Linked DNA regions of Mus musculus: region 1 is linked to region 2. The links are chromatin loops, found by intact Hi-C in ENCODE. Cell type or tissue: gastrocnemius. All regions are shown on one strand.

Region 1 (8,000 bases), 89 kb before region 2:
CATCTGGATAATTGCCATACAATCTTCACATTCATTAAGCACCGACTGGGTCCCTTGCACTGTGCTACAAATTCTCCCTGCATCCTCAAGTATGGCAAGGGAGGTGAATTCTGGAGCCAGCTGGGCTTAGGTTCAAATCATAATCACCAAATCCCTCTTTTATTTGTAGCATGGAAATAAAAAACAAATTCCTTACCTCATTAGGTCGTTACAGAGATCAAATGAAATAATAAATGAGACAAAGTGCCTGAACATAGCATGCACACACGCAGTTTTGTGTGATGCTGAAGATTAAATCCAGAGCCTTGTCATGATTGTCTATGTACACATACAATCCTGGTGCCCAAAGGAGGCACCAGAACCGTGCATCAGATCACGTGAAACTGAAGTTAGGGGTGGTTATAGGTGCTGGGAATTGAACCCAGATCCACTGCAAGAGCAATAAGTACTATTTATTTATTTATTTTGTTTCTTTGAGACAGGGTTTTTCTATATAGCCCTGTGTCATGGTTTGTATATCCTTGGACCAGGGAGTAGCACCATTTGGAGGTGTGGCCTTGTTGGAATAGGTGTGACCTGGTTGGAGTAGGTGTGTCACTGTGGGTGTGGACTTAAGACCCTCACCCTAGTTACCTGGAAGTCAGTCTTTCACCAGCAGCCTTTGGATGAAGATGTAGAACTCTCAGCTCTACCTGCGCCATGCCTGCCTGGATACCTTGATGATAATGGACTGAATCTCTGAATCTGTAAGCCAGCCCCAATTAAATGTTGTTTTTATAAGACTTGCCTTGGTCATGGTGTCTGTTCACAGCAGTAAAACCCTAAATAAGACACCCTGGCTGTCCTGGAGTCAGCTTCATAGACCAGGCTGGCCTTGAACTCACAGAGATCCACCTGCCTCTGCCTCTGCCTCTCAAGTGCTGGGATGAAAGGCATGTGCCACCACTGCCCTGCCCAGAGCACAGAGCCATCTCCTCAGTCCCTCTTGTTATCTTTAACAATGCCAAAATTACTGCAAGAGTCTATATTAGTAAAAGGTAATGGTGGCACACACCAAAAATTCTGGCACTCAAGAGCCTAAGGCAGACAGATCCTGAATCTGAGACCAACTTAGGCTACATAATGAGACTCTTTCAAAAACAAACCACTGGGCAGTGGTGGCACACACCTTTAATCCAAGCACCGGGGAGGCAGAGGCAGGTGGACTTCTGAGTTTGAGGCCAGCCTGGTCTACAGAGTGAGTTCCAGGACAGCCAGGGCTACACAGAGGAAACCTGTCTTGAAAGAAAAAAGAAAACAAAAATAAACCAAAAACAAAAAACAAACCAACCAAACAAAAAGTTTGAAAGTCTACAATAGCCGGGCGGTGGTGGCGCACGCCTTTCATCCCAGGACTCTGTGGCCAGGCTGGTCCACAGAGTGAGTTCCAGGACAGCCAGGGCTATGCAGAGAAACCCTGTCTCGAAAAAACAAAACAAAAACAACAAAAAACAAAACAAAAACAAAAAACAACAACAAATGTCAGTAAAACTGAGTCCTCACTTCTTCCTGATTGTCCTCCACTTCCTACTCTGGGCAGAGTTGCTTCCCTGCCAGACCTCTGGTGTACCGAGGCCTCTTGACCTTTCCCTGGGCTAAACACTATCTGGAAAAGCTCTTCCTCTAGTTACATAGATGTATGTATGGCTCACTCCCTTGCCTCCTTCAGACGTAGACTCAGACAACATCTCAGAAAAGCTTTTCTTTTCTTTAAAAGAGATCTTTAAGAATTATTTCATGAAGTGGAAACTTCTAGTTTCTTTGGAAAGTTAGTCAAATGATGGTTGCTGGGGCACACAGGTGAAAGAATGCCTTGCTAAACCAAACATGTCAAAGACTGTTTTCCTGAAGCAGACACAGGTGAAAGGATGTTTGGATACAGCAGACACGTGAAAGGACCTGTGACGAAGGAGTATAAATATGACCCGGACAATGGGAGATGAGCACTGAGCATTGGTTTGGTTTGCTCCACCTCGTTATTCTTTGCTAAAGACACACATGTATTGGTTTACCATACATAGCATTGTTGAGCTCAATTTGTGGTAACATCTCCATTGAGAGAAACTCGCCCAAGAACTGCTCCTGAGGTTCCTGTGACAGGTTGCTACTTCTGTGGCCTCGCCTTAGGCTGGTTGGCAAGCTTGGTGGTTTCTTCAGGATTGGCCTATAGCTGCTGAGTCATGTTTGGCGTTTGCTATGGGACTGAACTGCTGCCCAAGAAGACCAAGCTCACCCCCAAAGAACTACTGCTGAACAGGTCCACTTCTAACTTTTCTCTTCCACTAACTCTGCTTGGTTGTGGGCTAGAGGAAAGGTTGAACCCTTATTAAAAGAAGGTTGAAGAAATTTTATAGCCTGGCAGTGGTGGTGCATGCTTTTAATCCCAGCACTTGGGAGGCAAAGGCAGTCGGATTTCTGAGTTCAAGGCCAGCCTGATCTAAGGAGTGAGTTCCAGGACAGCCAGGGCTACACAGAGTAACCCTGTCTCAAAGAAAGAGAGAGAGAGAGAGAAAGAAAGAAAGAAAGAAAGAAAGAAAGAAAGAAAGAAAGAAAGAAAGAGAGAGGGAGAGAGGGGGAGGGAGAGATAGGGAGGGGAAGAGAAAGAGAAACAAAGGAAAGAGAAAGAAAGAAAAGAAAGGAAAAGAAAAAGAAATTTTATGCCTACAATTTTGTTTTATTTTGTGTGCGTAAGTGTCTGCATGTATGTAAATGTATGTATATATGTCCACCACATGCATGCCTGGTGCCCATGGAGGTCAGAGGAAGTCATAAGATCCCCTGGGACTGGAGGTACAGGTGGGAATCAAACTGGGGTCCTCTTCAAGAGCATCAAGTGCTCTTAGCCACTGAGCCATCTTGCCAACTCCAGAAAAGCTTTTCTTGACCACACTACTAAAACTGCATCTGACTACACATGGTTCAGTGATAGAGTATTCAATATTTGTGAACCCCTACGTTCCATTCCCAGTACTAAAAATATTTATTTTTTGAAACAGGTCTCACTACATAGCTCTGGCTGGCCTGAAACTCACTATGTAGACTACGCTGGCCTTGAACTCACTGGTATTGGGGTGCCTTCGCCTCCTGAGTACTGGGAATAAAGGTTTGTGCCACTACATCCAACCTGAAAAGAATTTATTTTTTTAAAGAAAAAAAACTGAGGCTAGAGCAAGGGCTCAGTGGCTGCTACTGCTCTTACTGAGGACCTACACTTGGTTCTCAGCCCCCGCATCAGCAGCTCACAATCTCCCAGAAAGTAGAGCTCTTGAGGATCTGAAGCCTAAGGCGTCCTTGGGTAACTGCACTCACATGCACATACTCACAGAGATACAGAGTTAAAAATACATCTAAGCCTAACCTCTGCAGCATCCTCTGCTTAGTATGCTCCGGCTTTGTTCCCGATTTCTTTTTCATCCAGCTACTTACAAATGCCTGACCCAGTATGAGATCTCGACTTGTTGGTCAATTGCCTTTTCCTATTAGAATGTAAGTTTCAGGATACAAGGATCCACCCTCTCTCCTAAGCCTGTGTGTTTGTGTGTTTGTGTGTGTGTGTGTGTGTGTGTGTGTGTGTGTGTGTGTGTGTGTGTGTATGAGAGAGAGAGAGAGAGAGAGAGAGAGAGAGAGAGAGAGTATCTGTGATGGGGCGGGGCAGGGGGGTAAAACCTAAGGCTTCCAGCACTCAAAGCAAATGTTCTATTCCTGACTGATATCCCGAGTTCAAATGATTCTCCTGCCGTGGCTTCCTGAATGGTTAGGGCTATGCCCTTATTGCTACTCACTAAGTGTCTGAAAGAATGAATAAAGGGCAAATAGTCAAAACAGGTGAGGCAAGTACTTACGTTTGAGGGGCAGGGCTCCTCCGAAGACCTGCTAGTGTGTCTAGCTCCTGCATGCTGCCACGGCTGACAGAGGCAGTAGAGTTGGCAAGGCGGATGGCTCTGCGATTGACCCTTCGAGAGCAGCAGGATGAGAACAGGCTCCCAGGCCCCATTGGTTGGGATGATACTGAGGTACTGCGGCTGGTGCGACCACCCAGTGAGACTGCTCCAAGGGCCTCACTGAAAGTTAGCTCGTCTGTGAACTCGTGACACTGTGGGCAGAAGGGAAGTGGGGGATCACAGGGTACCCCATGTCATGGATGCTAGCACAACTCCCAGGCCTTTGTTTAGGAAAAGTCACTCTCTCTCCTGCTTCCTTGCCCAACCTAGAAGCCACGTTTTGCTCTCTGTTTTGTTTGAGACAAGGTGCAGCCTATGTAGCCTTGGATGGCCTGAAATTCACTACGTAGACCAGGCTGGCCTGGAACTCCTAGAGATAACAGATAATCTGCCTCCGCCACAAGACTTTAACCTCTTAAAGGAAGTATCATTCGATCTCTAGAATTAAGTGCTATGGCTTCCCTCTCAGTGGGGGGAGGGGGGGAAGCTTGGTGTTGGGCAGACTTCCTCCCTCCTGCCAATGCAGCCTCTTGTTTGACCTCACCGTAGTCTTCTCCAGACAATGCAGCAGATGGTGATGCTGTTGTTCAAAAGCAGAGCGGCTCCTAACGCACAGCATTTGTCCGTCGCCACTGCCACTGTCCTGGAACAGACGTAGCAGAAAACAGGCGATGAACACCTTCCCCTCCTATCCCTGCTCACCGCCCCCCAGCAAAGGCCCCTCCCTACCTCGAGGCCCCCATTTTGCTTATACTGCAGGAAGGCATTGGTGGTACCACTCTTTGCCAAACGGATTCTTGCCAGGCGCACTTTCTACAGAGAGGAGACAAAAGGTTAGATAGGTGAGCCCTGGAGCGAGACAGGCTTAGGCTGAAAGGAATGTCAATGCCCAGAAGGGAGATATAGTTACCTGCTGTGCCCGGCGCTTGTCAGCACGCTGGTTCTGGTGGTAGATGCGGCTGAAGTTGGATACAATGACTGGCACAGGCAAGGCAATGACCAAGACACCGCTAAGTGAGCAGATGGACCCAAAAATTTTGCCTGCAATGGTGCTAGGTACCATATCTCCATACCTGGGAAAGATAGAAAGCACACCAAGGTTAGAAGAGGTGTTTGGTACCCCCATTCCACCCACCCACTCCTGAAGTGCTCAGCACGCTTTGGCAAGCACGTGGACTTTCTGAACTTCAGCTTTTTTCTCTTTCTTTCTGTCTTTCTTCCTTTCTAAGGTTTATTGTATGTGCGTGTTTGCATACATGTAAGTATGTGTATCACATGCACGTCAGGTGCCTGAATAGGCCAGAAGAGGGTGTTAGAGTCACTGGAACTGAATTTAAGGATGGTTGTGAGCCACCACGTAGGTGCTAGAGAAGGGAAAGCTGGCTCCTTTGTAAGAGCAGTAAGTACTCTTAACCATGAAGCCATCTTTCCAGCCCTAACTTCCGTATCTTTCTTTTTAAAGGTTTATTTATTTATTTGTATGTGTATGAGTGTTTTCATATATATATATAGATATAGATATATATAGATATATATACACACATACATATACATATATATAAGTGCACCTTGCCTGGTTGCCCATGGAGGCCAGAAGAGGGTGGCATATCCTCTGGAACTGGGGTTACAGACAGTTGTAACACACTACGTGGGAGTCCTGGAAATTGAATCCAGGTTCTTTGAAAAAGCAGCAGGAGCTCTTAACCTCTGAGCCAATTTATCTAGCCCCAGCTTCAATTTGTTACACTGAAACATTTGGAGAATTACTGTTTAGGAATTCAAGAGGACCCAAGTTCAAGACCCACGTCAACCAGCTCATGACTATTAGAAACCCCAGCTGCAGAGGACTCAACACCCTCTTTTGGACTCTATGGACACTTCCACACACATGCACATACCCATGTGTTATGCGCATACTTTAAGAAGTAATTTTAAAATTTTTTTCAAAATGAGGAGAATGGGTCCACATTTGGTATGCATCTTTCATCCCAGCACTCGGGAGGCAGAGGCAGGTGGATCTCTAAGCTTGAGGCCAGCCTGGTCTACAGTGCAAGTTCCAAGATAGCCAGGGCTACACAGAGAAACCCTGTCTTAAAAACAAAGCAGAGCAAAACAAAGCAGAAGACAAAGTGTGGGAATGACCTCTCTAGTCCCTTGCAGTAGAGGTCAAATGAGAAACAGGGCTGCCTTCAGTGTCTGCATCTGCTGCTCCTACCTAAGCTATGCATTGAGCGTCACTGTCAGCTGGAAATCTAATACCAAGCAGAAAGGAAAACAAGAAATAAAGACTAGAGAGAGTCCCACCACTACAGGTCAGATGAGAGGCTCTGTATTCTCTACATTTTCTAGGAAGGAGCTTTGTTTTTTTGTTAAAAAAATTTCTTTTTGAGAAGAGTCACTCTGGTCTTTGCTGTCCTGGAACTCTCTTTGTAGACCAGACTGGCTTTGAACTCACAGAGATCTGCTTGCCAAGATCTCTGTGAACTCACAGAGATCCTGCCTCCCAAGTACTGGGACTAAAGGAACGTGGCGCCACTGCCAGGCTTTCTCTTGGTAGATCAGGTTGGCCTTGATCTGCCTGCCTCTGTCTCCTGAGAGAAAGGGTCCTTCCTTCCGGAAGAAGCCTTGGAAGTGTCCTCCTATGAAAGATAGGGAGCCTCGAAACTACTCTGCCTTCTCCAAGCTGAGCCTCTCGGATGGAGACGGAGCAGAACCAACTGTTTACTGGTTGGTTTCGAAAAGAAGGAAAACAAAGCTCAGAGAGGCGCCACAGTTAATTTGCCTAGGAATGTACAACACACTTTCTTTTTTCTAACTACAACACCGATTGGAACTCCACTGAAAAATCCAGCCTGTGCAGTCTTCAGCTTCTGGGCTCTTGGCTCTTTCTTAGCCCTGGGAGTTGTAGTGTTGATGCTGCTGTTATGGTTTTGTTGAGACAGGGTCTCATGTAGTTCAGGTGGACCTCAAACTTACTACGCATCTGAGGGTGACCTTGAACTTCTGATTCTCTTTCTTCTACCTCCCAAGTGCTGGGATTATAGGCACCTGTAATCCTGCTCCATTCACGTGGTGCTGGAGACTGAACCCAGAGCTTTATGGATGCCAGGCAAGCATTCGTCAGGTGAGCTTTATCTTTATCTCCAGAGCTCTTCATTTGGTCTAAGCATTCAGGAATTGGCTCCAGAGTCTCTAGGACTTGGACAGTTCTAGCTATGTGATAAGTCACCTCGGACTAAGTCTCACGAGGCATGAGCACTGACTGTCACAGTTGTTCTAAGGACTGTATGTGGCAAAAGGCATCAAGCTATCTACTGCCAACTCAACTGGTAGGATTCAAGATGTATTGATTTGATCCAATCATGGGCTTCCAACCCAAATTAATCACTACTTCTGAGAAGCATTTGTACTTCTATTGAGGTACTGACTAAATTCATTCATTCTACAGAGACTGAATAGCAACAGCCTACGTAATTCTAATGATAAAAATTTAGAGAAGAATCACATCTGCTCTGCACAATATTTTTATAAACGCTGTAAGGAGGCCGGGGGATGGCTGTGTATGCAAATCTTCAGGATCCATGTGTCAGCGCCATGGACCTATAATCCCAGCCCTGGAGGGCAGAGATCAGCATAGCCCTGGAGCTCACTGCTCAGTCAATCTAGCTAAATGGACAAGCTTCTGTCTCAATGAGAGACCCATCTCAAAATATAAAGGTGGCAGAGTGTGGTGGCGCACACCTTTAAGCTGAGCACTTCAGAAGTTCAAGACCAGCATGGTCTACATAGCAAGTTCCAGGCCAGTTAGGGTTACACAGTGAGAGCATGTGTTGTCAAAAAATACAACAGGGCCAACAAGAAGTTCCAGCTGCAAAGAGCTTACCTTGCAAGGCCGATGACCTGAACTAAATCCCTGGAGTCCAGGTAAAGGTAAAAGGAGAGAACCAACTCTACGAAGTTGTCCTCTGACCTCCATATGCATGCTATTACATGCACATACTGACACTCATACACCATACA
Region 2 (8,000 bases):
CAGTAGTAACAAGAAAATGAGATTCCTGTGCTGTGCAAATCCTTGAATTTGAGGATAAATAGGGAGACCAACAGCGGCTACTGTGTTAGTTTCATTGCCTGTTGAGTGTGAGTAAGGAATGAGACCCATTTTATTTATCCAGAACAGTTATATAGACCTACTACCAATTCAGAGTTTACTCACCATCCCAATCTATTTGGTAGTTAAGTTATGAGAGAGGAAGACTTCCTTCCAGGAGTACACTAGTGAAAAACACTAAGTTATCCGACGTTTTTGCATTTTATATAGGAAGATGAGTTCAAGTGGTAAGGGACAATGGCTGACTCGGGATCTTGCTCAGAAGTAGAGTCCCAAGGTCCCAAGTTTCATCGCTAGCTGGCACTGATTCCCTGGATCATATGGAGTTACAACAATGTCTGTGAAATGTATCTGGTTCCTGCATTTTTTAAAGATTTATTTATTTTTTTTTATGTATATGAGTACACTGGCCAGGCAGTGGTGGCGCACGCCTTTAATCCCAGCACTTGGGAGGCAGAGGCAGGCGGATTTCTAAGTTCGAGGCCAGCCTGGTCTACAGAGTGAGTTCCAGGATAGCCAGGGCTACACAGAGAAACCCTGTCTCAGAAAACCAAAAAAAAAAAAAAAAAAAAAAAAGAAAGAAAGAATGAAAAGAAAGAAAAATAAGTCCAGTGTAGCTGTACAGACAGTTGTGAGCCTTCATGCGGTTGTTGGGAATTGATTTTAAGACCTCTGCTCACTCCGTTCGCTCAGTCCCTGCTCTCTCCCGCCCAAAGATTTATTTATTTATTATTTGTAAGTACACTGTAGCTGTCTTCAGCTGCACCAGAAGTGGGTGTCAGATCTCATTACAGGTGGTTGTGAGCCACCATGTGGTTGCTGGGATTTGAACTCAGGACCTCTGGAAGAGCAGTCAGTGCTCTTACCTGCTGAGCCATCTGGCCAGCTCCCTGGTTCCTGCATTTTTTTTGAGACAGGGTTTCACGAGGTAACCCAGCCTGGCTTGGAACTCCAGATTTTCCTGTTTTAGCCTCCCTGGTGCTGGGATTACAGGCATGTATCACACTTATCCCAGTTCCTGCATTTTAAATCATGAGTTAGACTGTGTGTGTGTGTGTGTGTGTGTATGTGTGTATGTGTATGTGTGTGTGTGTATGTGTGTGTGTGTGCGCGTGCGCGTGTTGTGTGTTGAAGGGAGACACTTCTTTCAAATATGTCTTTTGGCAAGGAGGGAGAATTTAGAGGCTGAGATACCAGCTCTGTCTATCTCAAATGCATCTGAATATGTTTAGTTCTTTATAGAAAATTTTTATGTTTATTTCATATGCGGAAGTAAGGAATGCTTTTATCTCTATCTCTGTGATCGTGTGTGTGTGTGTGTGTGTGTGTGTGTGTGTGTGTGTGGTGTGAGAAAGAGAGAGGGAGAGGGAGAGAGGGAGGGAGGGAGGAAGGGAGAGAGAGAGAGCGGGAGCACAGGCGTGTGGATTTGGACAACCTTCAGGAGTCAGCTGCCTTCTTGCACCATGTTGAATTCTTGAACTCAGTCTTCAAGCTTGGTGGCAAGCACCTTGTGACCTATTCTGCTGACTCTGTTTATTTTGTGTATGTATGTTCTTGTTTGTGAGGACTCCTGTGTGGAGATCAAAGGAAAACTTTAGATGTTGGTCCTAGGCCTAACTCGTTTCAGGTAGGGTTTCTCATCTGCTGTGTATCTCAGGCAGGTCAGCCCACATGTTTAGGGGAATTCCATCATTGCCTGCTATCTTGCTGTGGGTGCTAAGATTACAGACCTGCAACATTGTGTCTGGCTTGTATAGGAGTTCTAAGGACCCAGGTGTAAGTTGTCAGGCTGGCTTCATGAGGGTTTTTCCCTGCTAAGGCATCTCTTTGGATGTCCCCATGAATACTTTCAGTTCTTGATTTTGGGTAGTGAAAATTCAGACAAAGTTCCCCAAGAAAAGAACAAACAGACAAACAAACATCTGTTTCAGATTTATTGGGTGACACTGAGTGATCCAGCTTTGTCTCCTAAGAAGCATGCAGACATATCTGTTTGATTCAGTGGGGAGGAACCCTCCTCATTATACCAGCAACATGCTTTGTGTCCTACCAAGCTGGAAATGGGTTAATTCAGTTGCTTGCAACAACTCTATGAGCATCTGTTACCATTTTATAATTGCGTTTTTAGACAGGGGCTCACTATGAAGCCCTGGCTGGCTTGGAACTTGCTTTGTAGACCAGGCTGGCCTCGAACTCGTCATAGATATCTGCCTGCCTCTGCCTCTGCCTCCTGAGTGCTGGAATTAAAGGTCTCCTTGCCTGACAATTAACTGTTGTGTAATTTAACATTGAGGACTCTGAATCCCTATAATGTTCCCTTCACAACCCCGATTTCCCTCTTTAACAGATGGGGACAGAGAGGCACAGAAAAGTGAGTTTTCTAAGCGGTCACATACTGTCACTGTGAGCGACAACAGAATTAAACCCTGACTCACCATTTACACTATTTGTGCAAGGTTCATGTATGTTTAGAGGTTAGACCATCTTCTGGTCTGTTAAAATTGTGCGGCTAGGCTAAGGCAGTGGGAGAATGCTTGCTTAGCGTGCTCCAGGCCCTAGGTTCAATTTCCTGTGCTGAGAAAAAAAATCATGAAGGGGACAATGATGTATGGGGTGACCCAGCCCCACTTGTCTACTTACTATATCCTTCCTACTTCCTTCTAAACTCTAGTATACCTCTGTGGAATTATTATTACTATTATTAAAGGGTGGGTGGTTTTTTTTGTTTTTTGTTTTTTTGAAACAGGGTTTCTCTGCATAACCTTGACTGTCCTGGACCTCACTCAGGCTAGCCTTGAACTCAAGAGATCCCCCTGCCTCTGCCTCTTGAGTGCTGGGCTTAAAGGAAGGCTTGTACCGCCACCACTGCCAGGAGTTAAGGTTTGTTTTTATTTTTGTGTATATCTGTGTCATATGTCACCTGTGTACTAATACTCACAGGGGCCAGAAAGAAGGTGTTGGATCCCTTAGAGCTAGAGTTGACTGTGGTGAACCGCCTGATCCAGAGGCCAGGAAGCAAACCCCAGTCCTCTAGAAGAGCTTGTGCTCATCATAATCACTAAGCCAGATCTCTCAAGTTCTTTAAAAACAGACAAACAAACAAATTTGTTCAAATTGCTGTGGCTGGAGAGAAGGCTCAGCGATTGAAAACACTGGCTGATCTTCCAGAGGGACCAGATTGAATTTCCAACAGCCACATGATGGTTCATCTGTTGTTCCAGTCTGGGGGGTGGGGGGGTGTCTGTGGCCCTCTTCTGGACGCCACAGGCACTGCAGACACATGGTTCCCAGACACAATCAAGCCAACACTCATACACAGAAAAATAAGCTGGACACGGTGGCACATACTTCTTTAATCCCAGAATTAGGGAGGCAGAGGCAGGCGGATTTCTAAGAGTTTGAGGCCAGCCTGGTCTACAGAGTGAGTTCCAGGACACTGACGGCTACACAGAGAAACCCTGTCTTGGGAAAAAAGAAAAAAAAGAAAAGTAAGTGAAATCTTAAAATTTTTCATAGGTGTAATTTTTAACCGTGTGTGTGTGTGTGTGTGTGTGTGTGTGTGTGGTGCATGTGCACAGGTACCTGAGAGATGTTGAATTTCCCTGGAATTGGATTTATAGGAGGTTGTGAGCTACTATATGGATGCTCAAATCGAACTCAGGTCTTCCGGAGGAACAGTGTATATGTATGTGTGTATGTATATTATATATAATATACACATGTATGTATATATTATATATATGTATATTATATATTATATAATATATGATATATAGTATATGATACATGTATATTATATATTATATATTATATGTCTAATATGTAATATTAGACATACTGTATATTATACATGTTATACACACACACATACACCCTTTAAATATTGAACCACCTCTCTAATTCCAAATATCTTGTTCTTATGATTGGCCATTAATGATTTGGTGTGAGTTATATGTTCTTGTGGACCCTGTTGTCTATTTTGTCCATTTTACAGATGAGGTAACCAAAACTCTGAGGCTCTATCTGAATTATTTTCCTAATTTTTCATTTCTCTTGTCCCTGGTTATAAACATCCATTTTCCCAGCTGTCTGTAGTGGTACACACCTTTAATCCCAGCACTCAGGAAGCAGAGGCAGGCAGATTTCTGTTAGTTTGAGGCCAACCTCGTCTACAAAAAAGTCCAGGACAGCCAGGGCTCTGTTCCACAGAGAAACCATGTCTTGAAAAACAAAAACTTAAGAAAAAAAATCCATTTCCCAACATGCTTGGTGGCCTCCTGCAAGGGGGGTGGGGAGGGGTCCATGGCTGCCAAGAGGATGTCAGCTTGCTCCTTGCCTCCACTAGCAGTCCAAAGGAGGGAGAAGGGAGGAAGGAGATGGAAAGGGCCTTTGTGTTCCACACATACATTTCATAACCCGGAAGAAAGGTGGGCACCTGGGGCAGCAGGCCTTGATAACATGTGACTGGGGGAACTCTTCTCTAGGCTCTCCTCCCCAACAGGGAACACCCCTAAAACCCTCCCTGTTCATACATGGCAGCGGCTGCTATAGGGGTTAGGTTTGGGTTCTGAGGTCACAAAATAGATTGTCTTACCTGGAGTACAGCATGTTTGGTATGTGCCCAAGACAAGCTTAGGGCCCAGGTAGGGTTGTGTTGAAGGGCATTAGAGGGACTTAGAGTTTTCAATTTATTTCCCTGTCTGCTTCGCTCCAGGCTAGAAATGTTAACAGGGAGAACATGGATAAAGTTGAGTCTTCGTATTCTTTCTCCTTTCAGGAGTAGCCAGTGGCTCCTCTAGCGCAGGGCCCAGTCTAGTACTCTGGTTCTGCTCCTTCTTATGGTTGTTTTTGTTTCTTTGTTTGTTTGTTTCTGTGTAGCCCTGGCTGTCCTGGAACTAGTTCTGTAGACCAGGCTGGTCTCGAACTCAGAGCTGCCTGCCTCTGCCTCCTGAGTGCTGGGATTAAAGGAAGGTGTGTCCCACCCCAGCTGGCTCTTTCCTGTGCCTTTACATTAGTATGTTCTCAGTCAGGCCTCCCATTTCTACCATGGCTCAGAGCTCAGCGGAGGCTGGCTCTGTGCCGCCCCTCAGGTTGTAGGGTATAGATGATGGTGTTTCCTAGGTTTATTTGTTCCTGGAGTACAGAAGGTGGGAGTGTCTTAAGATCTGGTCTCTCCTTAGAAAGGTCAACTTCTCTCTGCAGCTTAGAAAATCATCATCCTAATTATGGGAGAAATTGATCCAAGATATGTGTGTGTGTGTGTGTGTGTGTGTGTGTCCATGTCTATGTCTGTTTGTCTATTTCACAGTTTCCTAGCCCCCATGTCCCGGGGTGTAGGCAGGCTCCAGTGGCCTGGGGATTTGGGCAGTGGCTCCTCCCACAATTCTTAGAGCTTATTGGCCAGTTATCTCTTAGATATCCGCAGTGAGGAAAGCATTCTATGCTTTCTCCTTGACCATATTGGGCTCCCCGAGGCACCTGGTCCCCCAGACTGCCTTCCCAGGGGTGACCCTAGCCCTGGAAGCGGGCAGGTAAGGGTTAAAAGGTGTGGGCCAACCCCATCCTGTCCAGGTAGGTTGGGCCTTTACCTAGTGGGAGGTAGCCAAGACAGCAGTCACTGCTGTTCACTTGTACTGCCAGGAAAGCTAGGGCCTGGACGAGACAACTGTTCTTTTGGAAATATTTGAGGCTGCCATCCAGCACTAGGGCATTGGTGAGTACCAGCGAGCAATGGGGCAGGGCCGTGAGATAGGGTAATGGCACAGGAACTGAGGAAGTTCCCTTCTAGAGATCCAGATCTGAGGAAGGAGGACCCTGAGAATATAGGGTAGCGATAGGAGGGGTGGTGTTCAGTATGGGAGGATCAGGGGACCAGGGCAAAGCCTCACGTGTCCATTTTCCTTTCTTGATATCAAAATAATTCTTGGTTGGAAAATGGAGGAGGAAGGACGGGGCAGAGACTCAGCCTTCTCTTCTCGGCCCCTCTCCCCCTTTTTATCAGGACTAGTGCCTCAGAGAAGACGAGCTGAACCGATTAGATACCACTGTTGTTCAGGCATCTGTATCTGCTTGTCCCTCTGTTTGTTTGTTCAGCCAGAGTAATTGAAGGGGGTGTGCTGTATGTTTGGGGGAGCAATGGGGATCAGGTCCAGACTCTGTGTGCATTTGCTCAAGTGGTGGCAGGATGTGGAAATGGGGCTCTCATTGACAGTGTTGGAGTGCCACCCAGGTGAAGTATCTTGGTTGTAAACAGTCATTACAGCCAGGAATTTTTCTCAGCCGTGGTGTCAGAAGGGCAGACCTGAAAAACCTGCTGGGCCTGCCTCTGTGTGTGTGTGTTTCCCCGCATGTGCCCTCTGTAGCTCGCTTGCTGCAACCTAAGCCCGTAACAGGACCACAGAATGACAAGGCAAAGCTCTGGTGTGGGCAGGAGGGTCTCAGAGGTTCATATGAGGGCATGGTAGTGATGCTGGAATGTGGTAGATTGCCTTCTTACTATCTCTGTCTGATGTCAGGCAGTCTGAAGTTCCAAGTGTACAGAACATGGAAGAGTAGAAGCAAAGGTTCCTGAGTCAGGTATGGAGGTGTGGGGCGTTGATCCATGTCTAGCCTGCCTAGTGACCCAATGACTCATGCCATAACTATGTCCCTGAGGTCAGACTGATGGGGTGGAGTCGGGGTTCCTGACTGGACCCTGTGTCGACTCCGGGATACTCTAATTTTCTAAAGAAGGAAGGACGGAGGCCCTCTGATGTGAAACATGAGACAATGTTGGTGAACGGGTAAATGGACCCAAGGTGGGAGGAGTTAGCTTTCTGTTGGGGTGGAGAAGGGTTCAGGCAAGCCTTGTGAAAGTTTTCCGAATTAAAATGGGTCCTGGGAAAGTAGAAGTTTCGGGGGCTGAGGGACCGAGGAGGCTGAGGTGGGACACTAAAGACACCCTACCATGCCGAAAGTGCTGGACCTCAGATGGGTGGGCTTGTGAGACCCCCTGCAGTGTACAAACTTTCTGTACAAAAGGCTTATGGGATTGCCTAACCATTGCAGTGGAGGATAGTCCATGAGTCCTTTGAGGGAGGGATACAGACTCTGTGGGACAAGCAGAAGACTGTAGAGAAAACTGGGGGGCGGGGGTACCTTGTAGACAGTCTGAGCACACCCTATAGTGTGAAAATGGGGAAGGGGCTTCTCCTTGGCGTTCTTGGTTTTCTGGGTCTGCTCTACCACATCATGACAAGCTGTGGATTTCAAGGGGTCGGGGGGGGGGGGTGTTAAAACGAGAACTCTGCTGTCTCTGATAGGCCTTCCTAGTCACCTGCCTTAGAGGCTAGGACAGGTGGTGGGAGGTGATGTCACCTGCTTGCCCAGCTGGGGACTGAGCAGGATGTGGGAGGGAGGGAGCAAACTCCAGAAAAGCACAAGAAGGGCTGGCAGCTCGCCAACGCGTGCTCCATGATCAGCCAGTGCTTCCCGGGACAAAAAGAGGGGCAGGTAATGTGTTTTCTGTGGCTGTGGATGGCGCTTCTCGCCCTTCTCAGCAGGGTAACTTCTGTATGCTAGTCTCAGAACAGGGTGGGAGGGAAGAGGGGCTGGAGGGAGCCTGAGGTCGTGGGGCAGCAGGATGGAATTAGGAAGATAGATGCAGAGCCACCCCTGATGCCTGGCTTGGCTACCTTGCAGTTATTCACCCCGCTGGCATCCGTTTGTGGACTGCTTGCTGTGTGCAGCCGTGCTTGAGGTGCCGGGGCTATGATACGCTGGGGCAGACGTGCTTCCTGTCAAAATGACAATACAGGGAGGGGCAGTGTCTTTTTCAACAGTAGCTGTGAGAAGACATCACTCAGGGGCCACCTCGGAAAAGGACATTTAAGCCTTAGAATGAGCTGGGTGTGGTAGTGCCTGTCTCTAGATTCCTAGCATGT

Evidence for each region. Hi-C counts contacts between places; a loop is a spot of excess contacts. Peaks named below come from ENCODE experiments on the same cell type or tissue, not always from the same donor. Only the 100,000 strongest peaks of a DNase experiment are listed, where the experiment ranks them.
Region 1: a loop joins it to region 2, with 3 times the contacts of the local background. A loop is called at or near these places in 2 of 42 quality-filtered maps.

What each region holds. Positions count from the first base shown.
Region 1 is chrX:7,828,225-7,836,224 of GRCm38, reverse strand. It overlaps Kcnd1 (potassium voltage-gated channel, Shal-related family, member 1), which reads right to left. Exons shown (of 6, transcript NM_008423.2): 2 at 4,891-5,053; 3 at 4,710-4,793; 4 at 4,525-4,623; 5 at 3,882-4,132. Among named protein-coding and RNA genes, the nearest start is that of Kcnd1, 8.5 kb to the right of the region's middle. In gastrocnemius, no CTCF peak of the experiment used is centred here; no DNase peak of the experiment used is centred here.
Region 2 is chrX:7,739,003-7,747,002 of GRCm38, reverse strand. Ccdc120 (coiled-coil domain containing 120) reads left to right here and starts at 5,679. Exons shown (of 10, transcript NM_207202.2): 1 at 5,679-5,791. In gastrocnemius, a CTCF peak has its summit at 3,362 (motif pointing left); DNase peaks (open chromatin) are centred at 7,504 and 7,753.